Linked DNA regions of Mus musculus: all the other regions are linked to region 2. Evidence: chromatin loops called from intact Hi-C (ENCODE). Cell type or tissue: heart. All regions are shown on one strand. Region 1 holds the start of LOC115489488 (a long non-coding RNA gene). Region 2 overlaps Top1 (topoisomerase (DNA) I). Region 3 holds the start of Top1 (topoisomerase (DNA) I).

Region 1 (8,000 bases), 81 kb after region 2:
AAAATAAAATATCAATAATGTTTAAAAGATTTATTTATTTTTATTGCATGCATGCAACTGATTTGCCTGGATATGACCATGTCCTATGCACATGCAGTCTTTGAAGAGGCTGGAAGAGAGTATAGGGTCCTCTGGAATGGGGGAGTTATGGATGGTTGTGAGCTGTCATGTGGGTTCTAGAAACTACACCCAAGTCCTTTGTAAGAACAGCATGTCTCCAGCCCCAAAATGTCAATTTTTGCATCATTACATGTTGAAATAGTAACATTTTTTTTGAAAAATTGGGTTTAAATGTTATTAAAATTAATTTCACTAACATGAATAATGACTTATGCCACAAATCTCAGAGCAAAGAAAAGCATGTGACTGAGAGAGAATCAGAGGTTGGACTTATGGTCCAGGCTGCTACTTGGAGATGGGTGGTGATCTTGGCTCTGAATCTGAAAGCTGTGATTAGGAACCAGAAATCTGTGGGAGGGGAAGATGTCATATTCAGGACAGCTCAGAGTTTCAGAAATATCAGGGTGCTCAAATAGGCATGCCCACAATAAAGTGGCTAGCCTGGTCTGGGGCTTGGGAGACAGTTATGGGCAGAGTTGAAAAGGAAACTGTTTCCTCCAGGTGACCCATCTACAAAATGGAGGTGTAATCTTCTCGGGGCTAGTGAGATGATAGGGTGACATTACAGGTTAAAAGTGTCTGGCACTGCACAGACATGCAATGGATGCTTGGGAGGTGCTGACTCTTTCAATAGTCTCATCACTGTGATGGCTAATTTCAGTTGTTATCTTGATGCGATCTAGAATTCATTTAGAGACGGGCATCTGGGCAGGCTTGGGAGGGATTACCTTGCTTTGTTAACTGAGTGGGTAAGACAACCACACCCACTGTGCTTACCTAATCTGGAATGGGATCCTGGACCATATTAAAGGGAGAAAGAGATAAACACAAGCTTTCATCTGTGCCTTTTGACTGCCAATACAATGTATCCAGCTGCCAGACTCTTCTGCAATGGAATTTTCCCTGCCTCCTGCTGTGATGGACTGTGTACCCTAAAACTGTGAGCCCCCAACAAAGCAAACCCTTTCTTTTTTAAGTTGCTTTTGTCAGGATCTATAATCCCGACAGGAAATAAAAGAAAAAAAAATACAGCTAAAGTCTTTGCACTATTGTCTCTGCAGCCACACGATGTCCTCTTCCAGTGCCTATGGGATCCACCCACACCTGTGTTCTAAAGTAACCCAGTGCAGGCAGGGGGAGATGTTTCTGGAGATGTGGGGAATGAGGAGAAAGGGCTGCTCTGTCCTGAAGAGAGGGTGAGCAGCTAGTATATGCAGTCCACGGTCCGTCCCCCCCCCCCCCCCGTCCCGTGCCCCCCCCCCAGTACTGCTACCCCCCAGCCCTGCCAGGGAGGCAATCAGCAGTAAGCCTTGCTTCTTCATTCTAAACCTCAGCTTCTGCACCGGCTCAAGCGGGAGTCTGCTAGCTGAGCCCTTGCCTGTTTTTGTTCCTTGCCATCTTCTCCCTTCCAGAAAACTGCTCGCTTTGCTTTCTCTTGACCCACAAAAGACATCACTTCCTTGAAGACTTGGCTCCTGCTAAGCCTCCTGGCGGCTCCTTCCTGGGGCAGAGGGCCAAAGTCCTGACAAGACTAAGATGAGGTTTTGGAACCAGGCCAAGCTGGAAAAAACAGGAAAGATGACGAACCAAGCTGCCTCCTTTCTGGGGACTGTTTATCCCACTGTTCCTTCAATTGAGTTTTGTGGGCATTTTTCAACCCTTGACATTTCACTCAGTGCATGTCTCTGGCCTTTTCCTGCCCCTCCTCGCCCTACCCCAGCACATCACTAGTTATAGAGACTGTTGGATGGATTCACTCCCGGAACCCACTTGGCTAGCTGCACCCAATTCCTAGAAACCAGGAAGCACACCAACATATCTTAAATGACTGCTTAGTAGGAGGAGCCATCTTATAAAACAAGCCCCTCTATGACTTCTTAGGGTAAGGAATGTTCCTTTTGAATGTTATGAAAAGGGAAGGTTCAGAGTGCTCCCCAAAGTTACCGGCATGCAAGTGTAGCCTCCAGAAATGAGGAAGGTTGGAAGAGAGAAGGGGTGACTATATGTTCAGGGCAGAGTCTTGCGTGGCCAAAGGTATTTCTGCTGTGATTTCTCACTCCACCACTTACTGGCCCAGGAATGTGGGCAAGTTCCTAATAGGAGGCAGTGTAGAGAAGCAGTTTAGAGCCCAGGCCTGGGAGTCAAATGTCAGCTGTGCCATCTGCTAGTTATATGACCTTGGGCAACTTCCTTCGCCTCTCTGCACTTTGGTTTCCACAGCTAGAAAGCAGGGTAATAATAGCACCTACCTCATCAACTTGTTGCAAGGATTAAACGCGATAATCCACGGGGAGCACTTAGCACGCTGTCTGGCTCATGGTCGGGTGCCATCTATGTCAGCTATGGCATGAATGTGGGCCTAGCCAACTTTGGCCACCACCTGTCACCCTGGTCGCTCTCGCTCAGCACTTGGCACACGGTAGGTACTTGCTGCCTTGGCTACTGAAGGAGCGGCTAGAAATTGACTCAGTGTTTCTGAAAACAGGCCTCAGGCAAATGTGTAGGAGGAGGGGGAGGATTTTCAAGAGTTTCCCAACCAACAAGCCAGTAATTGCTCTTTGCACGCTAGTATAAACTTGAAACTATTTCCAGATGGGAAATACCCACTAGATCCATATGTCACACCCATTTCCAATGGCAGCCCATGCGAGCAGAGACATCCCTGTATTCACACCTATAGAAGCAAGCTGTACTCACGTAGCTATCCACAGGACACGCAGACCCCAAAGGCTTAAGTAACCCCCACTTCAGAAGAGTTGCTGATTGCTTATTTAAAGCATGCCCTTTTAAACATCCCCTATGCCTCTGCCTCTCACTGTGTGTTTGATACTTCTTGTTCCCTAGCATCTGTACCTTAGGGGTAGGCCCAGGTGGGATAGTCCACTGAATTTACAGAACACTTAAAAGGTAGGAAGAACCTCACAGTGCAGTGACTCACTCATTCAACATACTCATAGCATTTGGGACTTGGAAAACTGGAAATGATGAATCAAAGTGTCACCTGCAGTCAGAGAGAGATCTGAATCAGCAGATGACCTTACTCGCTGAGTGGGTATATACCTTCTCACTAAGCCTTGGTGAGAGGACAGGGTGAGTAATATGGTCGTGGTTAGCACAAAAGTAACATTTTTGCTGCATAACTCCTTCTATGTAGGGAAGAGAGCAGAAGGAGCCAGACAGGCTGGTTTCCCATGGCCTTGGGGCCAGTCACTTCCCTTCTGTGATTCCCAAGTTCCTCATTTGAAGCGTGGAGAGAATCCTCTTGCCTTGAAAGGCACATTTTCTCTATTCATTCATTCACCCACTCATTCATAAAAGATGGTGTTTCCTAAGAGATAGATTGCTCTATGTAGTGGCTATGGAGGGGTGGGGTGGGGGATGGGGTCATTTGGTAGATTATATTATTGCTCAGCAAATATTTACGTCACCTAGCCCTCCCCACTTCGAGAGGAATATCATTTCCTCACTCTGTTGATACTTGGATTTAGCCATGTGACTCGCTTGAGCCAGAAGAGTATGAGCGGAAGCGGCAGCTGCCAGCTCTGAGACGCTGAGTGCTTTCTTTTCCACCTCTTAAGCAATTGTCCTTGGCCATGAGAATCCCAGATAGCGGGGAGTCCTTCAGCTGGACACAGAAAGAACAGACATGGGAGGCAGCTGTGTGTGACCCAGAACTTGGAGGCCAGCCCAACCCGGCTAACCCACAGACCCCGGGTGAGAAATGAAATGTTCACTGTTATGCATGTGAGTTTCTGGAAGCTTTAAGGTTTTAAAAAATTAATTAATTAATTAATTTGGTGATTGATGGTTGCAATGGTATGTGCTCTATGACACAATCAGAGTAATTAGAAAATCCCTTCAAATTTTTTTTTAAATGAGAATATTAAAAATCTTTTCTTCTGCTTTTGGTCCTCCTCTTTCTTATCACTCCCTCCTCCTGTTCCCCTGTGCCCTCCTTCGCAATGTGTGTGTGTGTGTGTGTAGGGCAGATATCAACCTTGTGTTGATATCAGTCAGTACTCAGGAGCCCTCCACTTTGTTTTTCTCTTTTAATTAAATTATGTATCTATTATTATCGTGTGCATAACGTGTGTGTGTCTGTGTGTGTCTGTGTGTGGGCATGTGTGCCACAGCAGCTGTGTGGAGTCTGAATATAACTTTGTGGAGTCAACTCTCCCCTTTCATCCTTGCACAGGTTCCAAGGGAGGAACTCAGGTCTCCAAGCGTGTACACATACTCTTTACCAGCGGAGCCCTCTAACAATTTTGAAATATTTGAGTTATTATTAATTATAGTAACCCTATAGTAAGGAGGACGCCTTCTTTCCTTCTAACTTCAGTTTTGTACCTGTTAACCAGTGTTTCTTCTCTCCTTCCCTGCCTCTGGAAGTTGCTTTTATAGAATACTGTCAAGACAAAATCAGACCGGTGTGAATCTTTACCTGTCCTGACACTGACTGTGGCTCGGACTCTGGGGAAGGATTTTCTGTTTAGGTGACATTTGACCTGAGCTCGGAATGTCTAAAAAGGACTGGTTGTGGGTGGGAGAGAAGTGGCCTAGTCAAGAGGAGGAACTATATATACATGGCTTCTGAGTTGGTGGATGAACAGAAAAGAGGTCTGAATCCTAGACTCCGCTCAGGCACTCCCTCAGAGCCTCAGCTCCAAAGCTGAACTTTCCAGACCTGTTTTTCTTCTTCTTTTCCCTTCTCAGCCATTGAATGACACCACCATCTGTCTACTTAATTGCCCAAACTAGAAAGCCGCACCCCACCCCCCCTTTTCTCTTCCCCCTTTCTCCTCCCCTTCCCTCAGCCCCGCATCATCTGTCTTCAAGTCTTGCCAACACACACTCTGGTCCTTCTTTTTAACTACCCAAGTTGAAAGCATTGTCCTTTCTTGCATGGACACAGCAAGAGCCAGGTCCCTGACCCCCTGGCCTTTGATCCTTTGTTTGTCTTTTGTAGATTGGTTGTTGTTTTGTTTGTTTGTTTTTCAAGACAGGGTTTGTCTGCATAGCCCTGGCTGTCCTGGAACTTGCTCTGAAGACCAGGCTGGACTCAAACTCACAGAGATCCACTTGCCTCTGCCTCTCCGGTGCCTGGCTACTGTTTTGTTTTTAAGAAAGAGTCTTGCATACTTTAGGCTGGCCTCAAACCAGCCATGTACTGAGGATGGGCTTGAGTCCTTGATCTTCCTGGTAGAGTCCTCCCAAGGGCTAGGATGATAGACGTGTGCCCTCTTTTAACCAGTGGCCTTATTTTAAAAACAATCGTCCTTATTTGTGAGTGGTTACAGAAACATACCATGGAAGTGTTCAGCAACAATAACAAGTTTTTGACAATAAAAAAAAGTGGAGTTTGTTGACTGAAGGGATGTCTCAGTGGTTAAGATCACTCACTGCTCTTCCAGAGGACCTGAATTCAGTTCCTAGCACCCTTATCTGGCAGCTTACAACTACCCGAAACTCCAGCTCCAGGGGATCTGACACCTTCTTCTGGCCCCCACGTTCACGTACATTCCTGTACAATTAGTCACCTTACCCCTGCCACATACATGCACATAGAAATATGTCTCAAAATAAAATAAGAACCAGGCTTGGTGGTGAACATCTTTAATCCCAGCACAAGAGGGGTAGAGAGGCAAGCAGATCTTTGTGAGTTCAAAGCCAGCCTGGTCTACGAAGTGAATTCCAGGACAGCCAGGAAAGCTACACAGAGAAACCCTGTCTCAAAACAACAAAGAAAGGTGGGCGTGGTGGCCTTTAATTCCAGCACTCGGAGGATGGATCTCTGAGTTTGAGGCCAGCCTGGTCTACAGAGTGAGTTCTAGGATAGTCAGGGCTACACAGAAAAACCCTGTCTTTATCCCCTTTCATTGGGTAGAGCATCAAAAATTGTAACCGATCCAGAATCTGTAATTGGTATTTTAACTTTCAATTTAACATTTTTTCATTAGTTTCTTTCTTTATTTTTGCAGTGCTGAGATTGAATTTAGGGGTACTCCAGCACTGATCTCCACCCCTGTCACTGGTTCTTGTAGTTTTTGACTTGGTCTCACTGAGATGAACAGGCTGGTCTGGATCCTCTCCTTGCAGCCTGCTGAGTAACTGAGGTTAAGGCCCCGTCAGCTGGGCCTTTGGTTTTACTTTATGTTTCTTTGCTCTTGTGCCAAGAACCTGAGTGTGGTGGTGACGCACGCCTTTAATCTCAGCATTCAGGGAGCAGAGGCAGACAGATCTCTGAATTCAAAGCCCATCTGGTTTATGTGTAGAATTTCAGGCCACATAGGGTTGCATAGTGAGATCCCTTTTCTATATCCCCTTCCAAACTTTACAGGCTTTTTGTTTTAATCCCTACTGATTCCAATTAGTAGCACCCACACATGCCCGGGTGTAGGGTCATTCATTGGAGGATGCCCAATTTATCATAAACAGGGCTGAGGAGATGGCTCAGTGATTAAGAGCACTGACTGCTCTTCCAGAAGTCCTGAGTTCAAATCCCAGTAACCACATGGTGGCTCACAACCACCCGTAATGAGATCTGATGCCCTCTTCTGGTGTGTCTGAAGTCAGCTACAGTGTTCACAGCATACTGTTTATCACCAATTCTCCCAAACTCTGACTTCCAGTTTTTCTGCCTCTTCTTCCCCAGTGAAGAAAAACCTGGCTTGGGCTGGTGAGATGGCTCAGCGTGTAAGAGCACTGACTGCTCTTCTGAAGGTCCTAAGTTCAAATCCCAGCTTACAACCACCTGTAATGAGATCTGATGCCCTCTTCTGGTGTGTCTGAAGACAGCTACAGTGTACTTACATATAATAATAAATAAATCTTTGGGCAGAAGCAAGCAGGGACTGAGTGAGCGGGGCTGAGCAGGGCGAGCAGAGGTCCTAAAAATTCAATTTCCAGCAACCACATGAAGGCTCCGTACAGCTACAATGTACTCACATACATAGAATAAATAAGTCTTTAAAAAGATAAAGAAAAACCTGGCTTTAAAAAAAACACATTTCTATTTATTTACATTGTGTATATATGTACGTGCATAGGTGTGCCATAGCATATAGAGATGAGAGAAAAACCTCATAGGATTCAGCTATTTTCTTCACCCATTTGGATCCTGTGGATTGGTCTCAGGTGATTCAGCTTGGTGGCAAACAGCTTTACCCAATGTACCAATTGCTGGCCCCAAACCTGTTTTTTAATGGTGCCATTAGATTCATTTGCTTCATCTTACGATATCTATAAAAACAATATTGTTAATTTGAAATAATTCCTCTGTAAACACTTCCACCATAAATTTAATTTATAGTTTGGTACTTTGCTTCATTTTGCTTTCAAGTTCTAGGGATTACTTAAAAATCAATTTTGTTTTTAATAATTATGTGGAACATTTGTATTATCCCATAGCCCAGCCTAAAAAAAAAGTACTCTCAAGTCAGTTTAGCTTCCATATTTGATTTCCCCACACAAATCTCTCCTCTCACAGGGAATTTTATTTATTTACAGAGATGTATTTTTACTTATACATATGTATGTGTTATCCATGGGTGGGTACCCAAGGAGTCTAGGTGAGAGTATTGGATCCCCTCGAACTGAACTTACTGATAGGTGTGAGCCACCAAGTGGATGCTGGGATTCAAAAACCAGAAATCTCTGAAAGAGCAGCAAGTATTCTTTACCACTGAACCATCTCTCCAGTCCCAAATAAGGTACATTTGTGTGTGTGTGTGTGTGTGTGAGAGAGAGAGAGAGAGAGGGAGAGAGGGAGAAGAGGAGGAAGAAGAGGGAGAGAGAGGAATATCTTTTCTTTTTTCTTTTTTAAAGATTTATTTATTTATATGTAAGTACATTGTAGCTGTCTTCAGACACTCCAGAAGAGG
Region 2 (8,000 bases):
GTTTAAAATCACTCAGAAACAAACTAAAATATAGGAAAATGTCTAGTGTATTTTAAACGTACATATATTATTACAGATATATAAAATAAACTGCCAAAAGATCTATCAAGAATAACTGACTTTACACAAATAAGATTCTCAACTTTTGTCTTTTGTAGTATTACAGAACTGTGTCTACCAGTGAACTAGTGCTTCAACACTTAATCTTCATTACAAAGGGTATAGACTTATAAATGTCATTTATTTTCAGTGTAGCTTAGTTTAAGTATCTGGTCTCATGTACCCCAGATGTCTTCAAACTCTCTATGTAACTGAGAATGACAGTGAATTTCTGATCCCCCGCTTCCCAAGGGCTGACACTCTAAGCATGTACCATCACTACACATGGTTTTATGCAGTGCTGAGAAGCAAAATCATGGTTCCACACACATTAGGAAAGCCCTGTACCAACTGAGCCCTTCCTAGGTATTTTTAAATGTGAGCCTTAGAAAGAGGAGAGGTAAATGCTGGGTAGTAAAGAAGGATTGAATGCAAAACACAGACTCACAAAAGGGTATAAAGCAATTTTTTTCCCTTTTAGTTTCAACACTGTCATGGATTTTGTTTTGGTTTATTTTGTGGTAGGGGATAAGTCCATAAAACATGCATTTGATGGTGAAAGTGTAAAATTTAATGCACACTTTCAGAATCACTTTTTTTCAGTGATTTGGAAAACTACAGATAAAATGAACTTAAAGAAGTCTAATGCAATATTTTGTTTGTTTTGTGGAGACATCATAGTTCTTGCTCAAGTCTAGATGCTGAGATTACAGGCATGTGCCAACACAGATAGCTGCCAGTTAGCACAACACATACATGTAATTATACTTTACTAAGTAAATCTTTAACACAGAAAAATATAAAAGTAATGAATTCACTGTTGTGTCACAAGAAGCAAAAAATTATACAAAGAATCACTATCCAAGATTTTCTAGTTTAGCAGACGATCATACCAATTTTTCTTCCTTGCTCATCTGTTTCCGAGCTTCTGACTGCGCTTTGAAATACTGGCTCATCTGTGTAAAGTCGCATTTGCTTAGGTTGGTAATCGTATTTTTTTCGTCATTAGTCATTTCCTAATTGAGTAAAAAGGTTAAGAAAATTAAATATATTAATAAGTCTTCCTGTCTCTTCAAAATTCATCCTTTTTCCCCTTTAATCAAAGGTGTCTAGAAGGGAAGCCAACCTCAATAACCATTGCTTCTGGGGAGTGGTGCTGCTCTGTTATAAGATGATTAGTTTCATATAAAATATCACTAGTCATTTATCAAAGAAAATTACTCATTTTTTAGCGATCTTTGACAAAAACACAAACTCAAACATATAAACACCAATCCAAGAGACCTATATTAATCAATTACTTTAGCAATAAAGAGAAATACTTTCTTATTCCCATGCACACTAATCTGCTCTTATTAAATTTAGAATGCCCTTGGATGGTGAATTTTAATTCAACCTCTTTTCAAAATTATCCAAATTGAAAACAATGGTACTTTTTTATATCAATACAGAATAGATGGTCAGACTGACCCTGTGTAAAGGCATCAGAGGACAGTCCCTGCAGAAACAATGCTTCCTTTGCTCAACTGGATTTGAGGTTTTCTGTTTAACCTAATCTGATAAGCTCCTTCCTGCAGTCACATGAAAGCTGAGAAGGGATATATTCTTGTTGAACAAAAACCACATTAAAATAGTAAGGGAAAAAAGATATACATTAAACTATACTTTGCATTTTTTAAACAAACAAGACATTAACAAATGAGCTATACCTCTAAGTCAGCACTTTTATAAATGATTAAGATATGAACACATGGGCCACAATACCTTTCTCCAATCTTTAAAGAAATTTTTCCTGAATATTTCCTTAGTAGTATATTCGTGGTCAAGCATTTTTGCAAAGAATGTAGCTACTTCTTCTGCTTTAGGACTCAGCTTCATAACTTTACCTGAAGGAAGAAAATGGTTCCAAACAGTGAGGCACACTATTCATATTCTATGTGCACTGAACACTGGAGAGGTCATGACTGATGGCTCACCTTTCCAAGGTGTACAAAGGTCTGCTGACACACAGTGATAACAACAACAGAGTAACATACTGTCAGAGATCTACTTAAAAATTTCTCCTTCTCTTTAGTAGATATTTACCTGGGTCTTTTTTTGGAGACTATGCCAGTTAATTGTTCCCAGGTGCCTGCTCAGGACAGGGATGACCTGGGGAAGGCCCAGCCACTCTTCCTTTTCCTTTCAGCAAGCAGGGTCCTTTACACCTCTTCAATGGTTTTTAAAAATCAAATCCTCAGAAGGACTCCTGCCACTGCTAAGCTAAGCAGCCTCTGTTCAAGAAGGGGAGGAAAGGATAGGGGCAGGGAGTGGAAGAAAGGAATTGTGGGGAAAAGAAATAGGCATCTTTCTTCTTCAAAGTTACGTGGGTGGAATATGAATAAGAATATATATTCATAGCAGGCAAGCCCAGATTTCCCACATAAAAAGCGTAAATAAGACCTTCCTCTAGAACCTTGCTACTCAAGTAGTTCACAGACCAAAACCATCACAAGCAAGTTTGTTATAAATACCAAGTTTTGGGCCTCAGTCCTATACCTAGAATCAAAAACTGCACTGTATGTCTATGTGTGGGGTTGTATGTGTACAACAGTACCCATGGAAGGTCAGAGCCTTAGGTGTCAGTCCTTGCCTTCCATCTTATTTTGAGATAAGGTCTCTTTGTTCACTGCTATATATATATATAGAGGCTAGCTGGCACGGACTCATCCATTCTCGTCTCCACTTCCCCTCTCACCACAGGGACACGCTACAATTGCAGACAAGTGTGCTACTTTGATGTGGTTCTAAAAAAACATCCTTAAGACACCAGGCTGGTACAGCAGGTACTTTACCCACTGAGCCAGCCTCCCAGCCAGAAAAGCACTTTTGGAGCACTAGTGTATTCAGAGTGAAATACAGGTACACATGCACCTGAAACACTGGGAATAGCACCAGGAACTCACTTCTTTCAGGAAAGTCTAATCATTCCACAGCATGAGGTGAGGGTGGGTTAGGCAGCAAGTAAGTATATGTAAAGACTGTCCAAAAAAGCCTGTGGTTCACAAGGAAAGCCACTACAATAGTTAATAAATCCTGGAAGTGATTTTGTGTCCTCAGATAGATCATAACTGACAGTGAAAGAAAAGTACTTAAAAGCTTAATCTACAAAATATTCAAAGAGAATATTGCACTCCTAGGGCCAATTTCTATCTTTTCTCAAAAAAAAAAAAATCAACTTTATAATATTATATAGAAACAATTTATGCCACAATAGCATTTTGCTGCATTCTAAATGAGATTAATATCTCACACTTACAACTATGTAAGTACTAATAATAATTCAAAAGAATTAAAATTTATTACAGAAATCTAAAACTTAACCAGAAGCCTACTCATTGTAATAATTGAGAGACATCTCATCTCATAATGGGTAGTATTGCTCAACCAGACTGTATGAAACATAGGGAATACATCACAAAACAAACTTGTGCTACAGGTACATTATCAGCTTAGAAGACATAACCTAAAAGGCAAATAGGTGGTGTAGCTCTTCCTCAGCACACTCAAGATTCTGTGTTGGAAAAGGATTTTTTGAGTAAGGTGTTTCCTGTTTTCCCCACTCAGTCTGAACAAGAGTTGCCAGCAAAACAGCAACATGATTCAAATATAATGGAGGGGAATACAAACAAACAAACAAACAAATGGGGGCAAAAAGACAAGGTAGCAGTAGCCTATAATTGTAGCATTCGGAAGGCTGGGAAAGGAGGATTGTGCATTTGAAACTGGTCTCAGCTACAAAATCAGCATCTCAAAACAAAAAATAAAAATAGATAAGGAAATTTTAAGGAATGTGTTCCCTGGTATGTTTGTTTTCATAAACTAAATATTCCCCAATAGTGTTCTTATTTTGGGTGGGGAGCCTTTGCACTGCACTGGCTTTGTCCCACCCACAAAGAACCTACTTGATTTGTTTTAAATGGGCTGTGGAAGGATTAAGTAACAGCTATAGCACCGGAGTGGTGGAGGGTGTGTAGGTTCCCAGCAATCATCGTAGTACTTTGTGGGAAAAGTTGAGCTCCCGGAAACAAAAAGAAACTGTTGAGTCAGAGTTGAAATGGCAGGTCCTTAACAGCGGCTGCAATTCTGTGCTTCAGCCAACTCATGTCCTGTGCAGAGGCGGCCAGGGGGAAGTCCAGGGCAAGGCAGCAATGTCCTGCCTACCAGTACTTACTTATCAGTTTGCACTAGTAAGTCAAACACTCTTGACTTATTTGGAGGAGTTTTATAACCAAAGGGAGGAAATCCTAGGAGGACCAACAGAGAAAAGGAAACTAGAGGTAGGGACCACAGGCCTTAGTTTCCTTGAAACCCCACAATAAAAAAAAAAAAAAAAAAAAACTACTTTCTATCGTCATCACCTTGGCTTTCACAGTGAGGCTTTTCCAGCGAGCTGTCTAAAGTTAGTGAGCTCAGGTCAGGCTACAGAATACAGCAATTGTCTTTTTCAAGGTCTTAAGGCCTTTTCTCTTCACTAGGAAGTTTAAATTTGTGTATTTTCGTAAATCTTCAGGAATGATCTAGTGTGTAGGGTGTCTTACAGTTTCTGGTCAAACTGGTTAGCTAATCTAAAAACTTGCCAGTCACACCACCAAGTGTTTTATGCCACTGACTTCCTACATAGATTAAATCAGTAGTCTCTATCTATCTGGGACTTGGGTGTCTGAACACAAGCATATTCAATAAACATTTCCGAACCTTTCGAAAATATTAGTTGAACATCCATTTCCCAAAACATGTGATTTTTTTCCATTTTCATTTTTTTCACCCCTAGATTTTGGAGAATGACGGTATGTGGGGGTGTGTTTGTAAAAATAAGGTATCAGGTTGGGTATTATTAGTAATCAGTGATGGGAATCTTTAATTCCAGCACTCAGGCAGAGACAAGCAGGCCTCTGAGATCAAAGCCAGCTAAGACTACAAAAATGAGACCTTATCTCAAAAAAAAAAAAAAAAAAGAGGGAGGGAGAGAGAGAAATAAAATATCTTAAGGATGAGACCCAGGTCAAAATTCACTTGTTTCATATACAGATTTCAATTATTGGATGCTAATAAACCCGTCTCATCCTAAACCCACAGGCATCTATGCTCCTAAAGCCATTGCTGGCGGTTAAAGAGATACACCAAGGGGCTGGTGAGATGGCTCAGTGGGTAAGAGCACCCGACTGCTCTTCTGAAGGTCCAGAGTTCAAATCCCAGCAACCACATGGTGGCTCACAACCATCTGTAACAAAATCTGACGCCCTCTTCTTCTGGAGTGTCTGAAGACAGCTACAGTATACTTACATATAATAAATAAATAAATCTAAAAAAAAAAAAAAAAAAAAAAAAAAGAGATACACCAAATAGCTCTGAATGGTTTTGCTATTTTGGTGTCCAGTGTCTCTCCCTGTTAGTAAATACATTTATTTGATTCATAAACACCCAGTCCTACCTCTCATCTATTAACCTGGTGAATTATAAATACATAGAGAGTTTGAGAACGAACTCTAGCATCTCTGGACAGAACTCTTAGAATGAAGGAGTCAGTTGGACATTACTACCTGATACACAGTCAGTCGAAGGATTGTGAGAGGCTACTCTCAGATCCCTCAACCCAAGGACAAAAACACAGATGTGGAACTCTCAGACATTTTAGAAAGTTCCAAGAGACCCAAGGAGGCCAGATAAGGTGGCATGTGCCTCAGGAGCAGATGGGTACATCTACTGAATTCAAGGACAGCTGATCTATATTATCAAGTTACAGGCCAGGCAGGGCTACACAGTTAGAAATGTCTCAAAAAAATAAAATTAAGAGACCTAGGCAGAGCGTTTCTTTAAAATTCACCTGTCAAAGGCACAGTTGCACTACTTAGAGTGACATAGCTTAGGTTTCTTACCTATAAGCTGAATGATGGCCACTAATCCTTTGCTAATACAATTTCTAGTGATAAGCAGCATGTTGGCATACTATATTATCACTAAGTGCTACTATTTAAATGAGAACTCAATACAGAACAGCTTCCTATTGAGTTACACACTCAAAATAAAAACCTTCAATGTGTATTTTATAGGCTGTGAGCCAAACAGATAAACCTTTTTAGACTACAGATAAGACATTAACAGCCCCCTTTTTCATATTTTTCAAGCAGCAAAGGGGTCCTTCTGAATTAAACACCTGAGATTCCTTTTCCCAAGCCACACATAGACAATAAAACAAAGTGAAATAACTAGCTAGGACTGTGCAATATAGGCAGTGCCCTCATTTTCTAACCCTGAATAGAAACAAACCATTCTTAGCCAAAATTCAAACAACCTGAAATAACTCACCATCATAGTAAAACTTGACACTCTCTGGCAGAGGCTCATATGGTGGAGCGAAGACAGGCCCTTTATGCTCTAGGAATTTCCATTTGATGCCTTCTGGATAACGTTCTTCTTCCCACCTTTCAAAGACAAGGCACAAGCTCATTAAGTGATCACCTGGCTTAGTAAAAAGATCCTCACCTATTAAATTCAAAATAATTAACTAATCAATTTGTGGTGCCCATTCAAAGGCTGTGTCTCACTGAAAAGAGCAGCAATTTCAAGCAAACTGAAAGAATATGGTAATTAAAAAAATTTCATTTCAACAGTTTCAATTTAGAGATACTAAGTATTAAAAGACCATCCATCACTCAAAAAACCCATATAAAACTATTTATATATAAAATATGCCACAGTGGTACATGCAAAAGAGGCATTACTAAACTGATGGCACATGCAGGTGAGAGTTTAGAAGAAAGCAGCCCTATTTGAAAATTCAAAGCACAACCAGACTGGATGCCTTCAGTTCCAGAGTGTGGAATTCTGAGACCAGCAGAAGGTAGAGTTCTGGGACAGCCAAGGCTACATAGTAAGACCTGGACTCAAGAAAACCAACAATACAAACGCAAGAGGACTGAGGAGATTCTAATGGAGGTGCACTAAGTTTAAGGCACTTCTGAAATACAGGGAACTATCCCGTAGATACTTGACAAAAATCTAAATAAACTGCAGAATAAATATCTTTCTAAAACATTTTATTTTTTAAAAATTAAGCATAGGGGGCTGGTGAGATGGCTCAACAGGTAAGAGCACCCGACTGCTCTTCCGAAGGTCCTGAGTTCAAATCCCAGCAACCACATGGTGGCTCACAACCATCCGTAACGAGATCTGACTCTCTCTTCTGGTGTGTCTGAAAACAGCTACAGTGTACTTACATATAATAATAAATAATAAATAAATCTTTAAAAAAAGTTTAAAAAAATTAAGCATATAAAAACAATTAACTGTAAATATATACAAAGAATTATTAAAATTTATTACATTTCTACTTTTACTGATCACTTCAAAATTAGTTTTGGATGTGAAAGTTCAATAAATATTATAGCAATTATCTTTATAAAACTGATCTTGTATAGAACTATAACATCAGATTGATTTTTTTTGTGTCACTTTATTTTTTATAAATTCACCAATGAGATCCAGTATTTTACAAGTACAAATCTACTGATTTTGGGCATTACATATGGATGTGTCTCTAACACACCCTTTACACTGATAAACAGATCTTACCACCCCTCTCAGAGTTGTAAAAGAATCCATCTGATACATACAGACTACTTTTAAATTTCTCAAACTTATTACTGCTACTTCTACACAAAAGGAATTTTATGGATTCCTGTTTTGGTTTGGGTTTGTAGTTGTTGTCTTTTGAGACAGGGTTTCTCTGTGTAGTCCTGGCTGTCCTGGAAATAGCTCTGTAGACCAAGCTGGCCTTGAACTTGATCTGCCTGTCTCCTGAGTGCTGGGATAGTTCTGCCTTGTTCTGCTGTTAATTAATTCCATGAATTCCAAGTCCC
Region 3 (8,000 bases), 56 kb after region 2:
ACTTCATTTCTTCATACCAGCATCATCCGGTTTGCACAGAGGCTAGGTTCATGGCTTCACTGAGTACACTCAGTTTCATCTCAAATGGAGATAACTGTAATTAACTCCTAAGGGTCCTTTCCAAAGAGTAAGATGAGATTCAAGCCTGAACAGTTAGGTGCCCAATAAATACTAAATATCATTGTTGGAAAATGGAAATACATCCTAAAAGTTAACATAGGCAGTTCAATTCACTCTATAAAAATGCAAAGATAACATACCCAGCCCATAATCATGCATAGATTCAATAGCTCTTTTGTATTTAGATGGGAACAATGGAAGTTAAACTTAAGAGGAAAAAGGACTCAATTTTGTTTCATTGCTAAATATATTACATACTAGGCCCAACTAAAAAGCAAATAAATTTTCTATATTAAATTCCTACCTTCCTTCAGAGAGCTCAAAACCATTTTACATCCACAACTACCACATCCTTTCTTTACCCCCTTTCCAAAGAAGCTTATCTATATGCTTGACAGTCTCATCTCCCTCGTTTAAAAGCCTGATAGGATGGACTCCCAAGAAATAATCCAACCCCTGACAATTCTCAGTACCTAGTCTTATACAACACCCTGCTCAGTCACCTCCAAGAAATTTCCCCACCCCCAGATAAAATTAAGCCCTTTATGCTCCCAAAGCATTTTGGGTACACATACACTCCAACGCCTACCTTGTAATTAACTGATGTGACTCCCCCAATAGGCTGAGTTGAACAAAGACAGATGTGGTTGGTGACAGGTTCAATTCTAGCACAGTACCTGGCATATATTAGGTGCTCAAGAAAAGCTTTACCTAGACAGAGTCTCTAACTCAGTGTCATCTCTCTTTGGATGACCAACTTGGAAATATAAACATAAGGCTTTCAGTTGGGCAGGCCAGTACCATGGACTGCTGCACCAGAAAACCTACTCAATGGCTTCTCCCACTCAGTTCCCCAGAACCCAAACTAACTGAACACAATCGGACCCATAAGAATCTGTGGGAATTTCCAGCATACTACAATGGAATTGCTGGAAAATCCATTAAATGTGAGCTTCTTACTGGGGTGGTGGGAGACACCCACCAACATTCTTCCCTGGGTAACTTTAGTGGAAATATTTTGAAAACATGACTGGAAAGGGCTCAAGAGCCTAAGGATGTGAGGAAAGCCAGTTAACTCTTAATTCCTGAAAAAAATAGCAGCCCCTGAGAAGAATGAGGAAGAAGACAGGAGTCAGGGCTGGCCACTCTACTTCAATAAATAAAATCTTTTTTAAAACTCCCTATGACCCCAAAGAAAAGGCCAGCACACCATGTCTAAATGAGCAATTCAGCAACCTTTCGGAACAAGCACAATAAACTGTGTCTCAAAAATAACCCAAAAAACAAAAAACTCTACCTTGCCACAATAGGAAGTTCTGGTCACTAATACTTTTAATTTTTTTTAAAGAATATATGCTCAAGTCCAACACTCACACTAGATGACACACAGACAACCTGAAAACTTTTTTAAAGGGAGTTATCTTTGCAAACAGCACAACTTGGGAAAACAATCCCAAAATACAAAGAACTCCACAAAAGATGGCTTTAGTTTCAAGAACTGTAACTGCTATTATAAACATCTCACCATTTAAAAAATAAAAGGACTAAAAACAAAAAACAAAAGAAACAAAAAAAACCCATAAAACCCTTAGCTGCCTAAGGGAATCTTTCGTTCTGGAATCACAAAAATTAAAAAAGAAGAAGAAAGCAAGCAAACATGAAGCAGAAAGCAAGTAACTTCCAAAATAAAGTTCTATTAAGAAAAAATAAAAGATAATTCCGTCCCTAAGCCTTCCTTCTTTGGTGAGGTCTGTGATTTATATGGCTCTGCTCTGCAGAAAGCTCTTTCTGGACAGCTCAAGGAAGGAGCTGAGGGAGGGAGAGAAAGACACAGGCACAGAAAGGAGAGGAGAGAGAAAAAGAAAATGGCGCAGAGACTAAGTCCCGACCGTCGACAAGGCGACTTTCCCGGGAAGAATCCCGGCGGAGAAAGGCCGCCCGAGACCCAGCGACGGTCGACGCGGGGTCTCCGGTGCCCCCTCTGGAGAAGGCCGTGATCTGGGGGTGCTGAGACCCCGGGAAAGGGGGTCCAGAGGCGGCCCGATGGGAACAATGGGGCCGGTGAGCGAGGAGCCGGGACTTAGTCTCTGGGACGCCATGTCTGTCCTCTGCCCGGCTCCGGCCCGGCGCGGGGGAGGCAGGCAGCGGCGTGTGGGGACACTTGGGGCGGGGCGGGGGGCACACTCACCATTCAATCGGAAATCCGCTTCGATCTGAGGAAAGAAAAGGAGGGAAGATGAAACAACCGGCACATGAAGCCCCGGGGCGGCGGACGAGAGCGCGCGGCCGGGGGCCGGGGCTCGGGCCCACCCGGCGCCCCGGAACCCAGAGGCCCGCGAATGGCCTACCCGGGGCTGCCATCCCCCCACCAAACTCCAACTTGACGGCTCCGCCCGGGACCCGGCCATCCAAGCGACTCCAACCGGCCGCCCCTCATCGCAGACTCGGGCCTGTCAACCCGGCGCGGCCGGCTGGGGCTGGGACCGGGGCCCTGGCCGGGGCCGGAGCCGGCCCGGGCCCGAGCAGCTGGGGACGAGTCGGGGGCCGGCTGGTCGCACCTGGGAATCGTTGTGGAGATGGTCCCCGCTCATGTCGGCCGGCGTGCGAACGCTGCGGGCTCAGAGGCAGCGCGGGGGAAGAGAGGCGGACGGCAGGGACGGCCTGAACGGGCGGACGAAGCTCCTGAGAAGCACGAACAGACGGCGACAGCAGCCACCGGCCCGAGACTCCCGGGACAGTGGAGGAGGCAGCGGCGGTAGCGACGCGACTGACAGACTGCCGGGCGGGCGGACAGCGAGAACAGACCCCAGCAGTTGTGTAACAGCCTAAGTTCGCATTTCCCCTCACTGCGCCTGCGCGGCCGCTTTTAAATGGGACGTCGTCGTCGACGTCAGCGCTCGTGGAAAGAGGCTGAGGGTTGCGGCGGGTCTCTTAGAGGTCCGGGAGACAGAGCCGGTTTTGCCTCGCAAGTTCCGCCCCTTTATTAGCATACGGACTTAACTCCGCCCACTCTCTGCTTTCTGCCTTGCTACGGGACTGGCGTTCTCAGAGGCGGGACACCGGCTCTAGCAGCACGCAGGCGCAGCGTGGACACCGCCTCTGGACCTTGGACACCCGGGCGGCCACGTGGTAGGCCTTTAAAGGCCGCGGCGGGACCCAGCTAAGCTGGCCAGGGACCGTGTCTCCAGCTTCTGCATCTCTAGAGCCAGACAAGTTTGATCCGCACGTACCTTGGCTGCCCCGATCTTAGTTCACCAGCAGCCGTAAGGCATTTAGCTGGAGTCTCCTCACAGCCTTTGTCCAGACTTCTGGAATACTTCACATCCATTTATTTATTATTTATTCTTTTTTTTTGTAGGGGGGGGTGTTCGAGACAGGGTTTCTCTGTGTAGCCCTGACTGTCCTGGAACTCACTCAGTAGACCAGGCTGGCCTCGAACTCAGAAATCCTCCTGCCTCTGCCTCCCACGTGCTGGGATTGAAGGCGTGCGCCACCACCGCCCAGCACTTCACACCCATTTTTAAAAATTATTTTAATTTTTCAGTCAGGTTTAGCTCCAGTTTACAGTCATGTAGCCCTGTGTCACAAGTACCCTACTGCATTTGTTCTTTTTATAAACATTTATTAAGCGCCTACTGTGAGACAGGAATTAGTTTGATGTGAGAGGGCTAATATTCCAAATCAAAGGGAATTGGACCCCCAGGTAAATGGATCCTGGTTCTAACCAGGACTGTACCCTGAGAGAACTTTATTTAGGGAACACCATACTATAAGGTCTGCCCTGACTCCTCACAGTCCTGGGTGTGGACCATCGACCACTATCAAACTGTCTTGAGGGATTAATGACATTAGCAATTGGATTTGCAAGAACATCCCAGGCTGAATTCATCTCCAGTCTGGCTCAATCCCCCATATAAATAAATTCGGAAAATGTTCATAAACATTGAGTGATAAACACTTAGGGTTAATTCTTGTGAATATTTCAAAACTCAAGCCAGCTGGGCAGTGGTGGCATACGCCTTTAATCCCAACAGTTGAGAGGCAGAGGCAGGCGGATTTCTGAGTTCGAGGCCAGCCTGATCTACAGAGTGAGTTCCAGGACAACCAGGGCTACTTAGAGAAACTGTCCCGAAAAACCAAGCTTGAAGTGCTGCACGCCCCTTTCCGCATGCTGTACCCATGTGCCTCTCTCCTTTATAACAGTTATCACAGTTGTTAAGTTACCCATATGGGAGCTAGTGACTTCTTTTCTGTCTCCTTTATATAATTCGAGGTCAGTGAGGGTTAGGACCTCTCCATCTTGTTCAGCACTTAGCCCCCAGGAATCAACAGGTCCTCTGACAGAAGAGTCCAATCAACAAAGGCAAACACAACAATGCAGTGGCTAAGAGTCCACACTTGGAAGTCAACTGGCCTATTTTTCAATTCTGCTTTCCTAAGCAGAATTTTCCTATTCTTCCATGACCTTGAACAAGTTGTTTAACCACTCTGAGTCCCAGTTTCTTCATCTGGACAACGGGACAACAGCGATAATTGTGTTTAATAGACAATCCCAAACAAACAAAAAGACTTTGTTTAAGGGCCTGTAGATAATATGTATCATTTGATGTTTAGGTCTGCCTGATTCCAGCACTCTTTCTCCACAGCTGTATGCCAGAGCCAGTTTTGCCTGCATTAGTGTCTCCTCAATAGCCGCTTTCCCATGTCAAAAGCAATCCCAGGCCACCAAGCAAAGCATCTGCCTCCCACCCATTTACTGCAGTTAGGCTGAAATAATTCAGCCTTCAAGAAAAATAGTGCCTCTGCTTTAGCTTCCAGCCCCTGGTGACTTGGGATCATCGTCATTTGCTTTCCAGGTCCCTCCCAGGAAGACCAGCTAGTAGTCATGGAAACAGAATGCAGGCCCCAGGATGATGAATCAAAGGTGGTATCCTAGGCCCAATCATGGCCACCCAACATCCCACCATAGACTAAACGCCTCTATCTATGTTTGGCTAGTGATGTCCACATGGCCACTCTTTCTTCTCCAACCAATGATCCCACACATGGTCATAAGCACTTGAGAGGACTTTTGGCCCCACACAGACAGACTTTTACATTTTTTACTGCTTTATATCTATTTCAATGTGTATGACGGAAAACACTTAACTACCACATAAAACCCACAGTAATAACTGTTTAAGTTCAAGGGTTTTTTTTTAAGATGTTGGGTGATTAATTTTAAATAAAAATATTCAGCTGGGTGTGGTAGCCCATACCTTTAATTAACTCACTACTCCACAGGCAGAAACAAAGGGATCTTTGTGAGTTTGAGGCCAGCCTAGCATAGTGAGTTTCAGGTTAACCAGGGTTACATAATGAGACTGCTTTTATTTTTTAAAAAAATCCAAGAATAGTACAGAGAGGGAATATAAGACATACTCCAGGAAGGTCAAAAGCAAATATATCAGGTATGGAAAATACTGTTTTAATTCAAGACTATTCACTGACGGATCACCTCAGCCTTTATAAAGTAACTAGATGATGATGTATGCCTGTCTCCAGAGCATGACTGGTAAAAGGCGGATGATTTGTAGATGTTACGCAAAAAAGGAGCACTCCACACACAAATACATACATCATTATGATTTAAAGTTAAACAGAGCTTTTCTTGGTGTCCTGTTTAGAATCTTCAATATGCTGATACCTGTATGGTGCTTAAGTCTGCAGTGTCTCCAAAATACTTTTTAAAAATTTCCTTATGTTTTGCATGCATTGGTGTTTTGCCTGCCTGCATATCTGTGTGAGGGGTGCCAGATCCCCTGGAACTGGAATTACAAACAGTTGTGGTGGAATTGAGCCTGGGTTCTCTTGAAGAGTAGCCATGCTCTAAACTACTGAGCTAGCTCTCCAGCTCCTGCTTAAACAGGATCTCTCTGTCTCTCTGTCTCTGTCTCTGTGTGTGTCTCTCTCTCTGTCTGTCTCTCTTTTTCCTTCTTTTCTCCTCCTCTTCTTTCTTTTTATTCCCTTGGGGGGTTGGGTTCTTTTGGAGATTCGTTTGTTTGTTTATTTGTTTTGAGTTAGTCTATGGACCCGGCTATCCTCAGACTCAGAGATTTGCCTGCCTCTGCCTCTGAGCCTCTGCCTCTGCGCCTCTGCCTCTGCCTCTGCCTCTGCCTCTGCCTCTGCCTCTGCCTCTGCCTCTGCCTCTGCCTCTGCCTCTGCCTCTGCCTCTGCCTCTGCCTCTGCCTTCTCGGTGTTGGGACTGAAGGCATGCACCAGCACCATCCCTCCAAAATATCTTTAAGCCTAGAAAAATCTTTTCCCCCCCCTCTCTTCTTTCTTCTCTCCTCTTTCCCCTCTCCTCACCCCCATCTCCTATCTGCTGCTTAAGGCTTGGGCTCCTTTGGAATGAATGGACTCAGGACACTGGCTGCTACAGGCAGGTTTTATTAAAGTCTGGTCTAACTGTTGTCTTCCAGAATTAAACACTTGTGATGATGCCTGAACAACTCCTGCTTTCCTAGGACTTTCCCCCAGACTCACAAGGTTCTGGAGGGACCATATGCACAGCCACAAATGTGCTGTGGTTCCTCTTTGACAGTTGTCACAAGTGGCCTACACTGAACCACTCAGATGGAATTTCTAGAGGCTTTAGAATTGAGAAGAAAGTAACGTGGTTGTTCTTCTTGCTAATAGATCTGTACTATGTCACGTCAAGGAGCAGCATTTTGTCAAGGCCAGGGGAAGCTGGGAGAGGTTGAGGGGAGAGGGCAGGAGAGTGCTAACAGGCAGAGAGAAGACCTTAATGAAGTTCAGGTCTGTGAATTCTGCCTCATTGCAATGTGAGATACCTTTGTGGTACACTTAAATACATTGCTCCTTTTGCTTCTGAAAGCTATGTTGGGTCATGTGACTGATGTTCAACTTCCATCTGGTTTCAAGCCAGGGAATCTCAAGGCCTTGGCTATACTTTTGTTCCACTCTGGGATTTTCATGGTTCAGGACCCAGATATCCCTCCTAACAGTTTTTAAAATATATTTGTTTTTACTAGCTTTGTAAGTTTGTTTTTTGTTTGTTTTTTCGAGACAGGGTTTCTCTGTATGGCTCTGGCTGTCCTGGAACTCACTTTGTAGACCAGGCTGGCCTCGAACTCAGAAATCCGCCTGCCTCTGCCTCCTGAGTGCTGGGATTAAAGGCGTGCGCCACCACACCCGGCTACTTTGTAACTTTTACTTTGTAACTTTGAGATAGGGTTTCATGAAGCCCAGGTTGGGCTTGAACTCATTATATAGCTGAGGCCAAACTTGAACTCTGGATCATTTGCCCTGAATCTCCTAAGTGCTGGATTTACTACTGGCATGCACTCCTAGTGGTCTCCTAGTCTTGGCTTCACTGCTTTCCTGACTACAGTTTTCTGGCAGTTTTCCCCTTGCCATAATGCCTTGCCTAGAGATCTAATGCCCTGTTAAGAGTTGGACACTCTCAAAATAGAACCTGCTTGGTGATCCATGGAAAACGTTCATGCTGTTGATCCCAGCAACCAGAAATGTCCTGCTGCCTTTTGCTGCTACAGCAGCTGCTCAGCAAAAGTTGAAAATTGTCTGAATAAAAGGAAAGGCCGGTGGGAAAGACCCAAGCCTTGAATAGCAGAATGAGTAGCTGAGATTTAGGAGCCTGCCGTGTGGCTGGGGGTTGGGGGGTGGGAGGGCGGGGTGGGAGGGGGTCTATTTGTGTGTTTCCATTATCTTTCTCATCCTGCCTCAACCACCCAAAGTACTGAGATTACAGGCCAAACCCTCTGTTGTCTTCCTTCCACAAGACACCCCTGTTGTGATAAGATTATTTACTCATTCCACCATTACTCCCCAAGGAATGTGAGACTAGTTGATAGTATGAG

The links. A loop is a pair of places that touch in the nucleus more often than their neighbours do. Peaks named below come from ENCODE experiments on the same cell type or tissue, not always from the same donor. Only the 100,000 strongest peaks of a DNase experiment are listed, where the experiment ranks them.
Region 1: a loop joins it to region 2, with 2.3 times the contacts of the local background. A loop is called at or near these places in 14 of 42 quality-filtered maps.
Region 3: it touches region 2 in a loop (2.6-fold over the local background); 7 of 42 quality-filtered maps call a loop at or near these places.

The regions. Positions count from the first base shown.
Region 1 is chr2:160,615,696-160,623,695 of GRCm38, reverse strand. It overlaps LOC115489488 (a long non-coding RNA gene), which reads left to right and starts at 3,629. Exons shown (of 3, transcript NR_168354.1): 1 at 3,629-3,864. In heart, a CTCF peak has its summit at 1,634; DNase peaks (open chromatin) are centred at 1,625, 2,425, 3,315 and 3,685; H3K27ac peaks cover 1,474 bases.
Region 2 is chr2:160,696,687-160,704,686 of GRCm38, reverse strand. Top1 (topoisomerase (DNA) I) reads right to left here. Exons shown (of 21, transcript NM_009408.2): 9 at 6,448-6,563; 10 at 1,864-1,985; 11 at 993-1,115. Among named protein-coding and RNA genes, the nearest start is that of Gm52567, 30 kb to the left of the region's middle. In heart, a CTCF peak has its summit at 4,260; a DNase peak (open chromatin) is centred at 4,246.
Region 3 is chr2:160,640,941-160,648,940 of GRCm38, reverse strand. Top1 (topoisomerase (DNA) I) reads right to left here and starts at 3,044. Exons shown (of 21, transcript NM_009408.2): 1 at 2,679-3,044; 2 at 2,309-2,333. The coding sequence starts at 2,711. In heart, no CTCF peak of the experiment used is centred here; DNase peaks (open chromatin) are centred at 2,220 and 3,100; H3K4me3 peaks cover 3,695 bases; H3K27ac peaks cover 2,776 bases.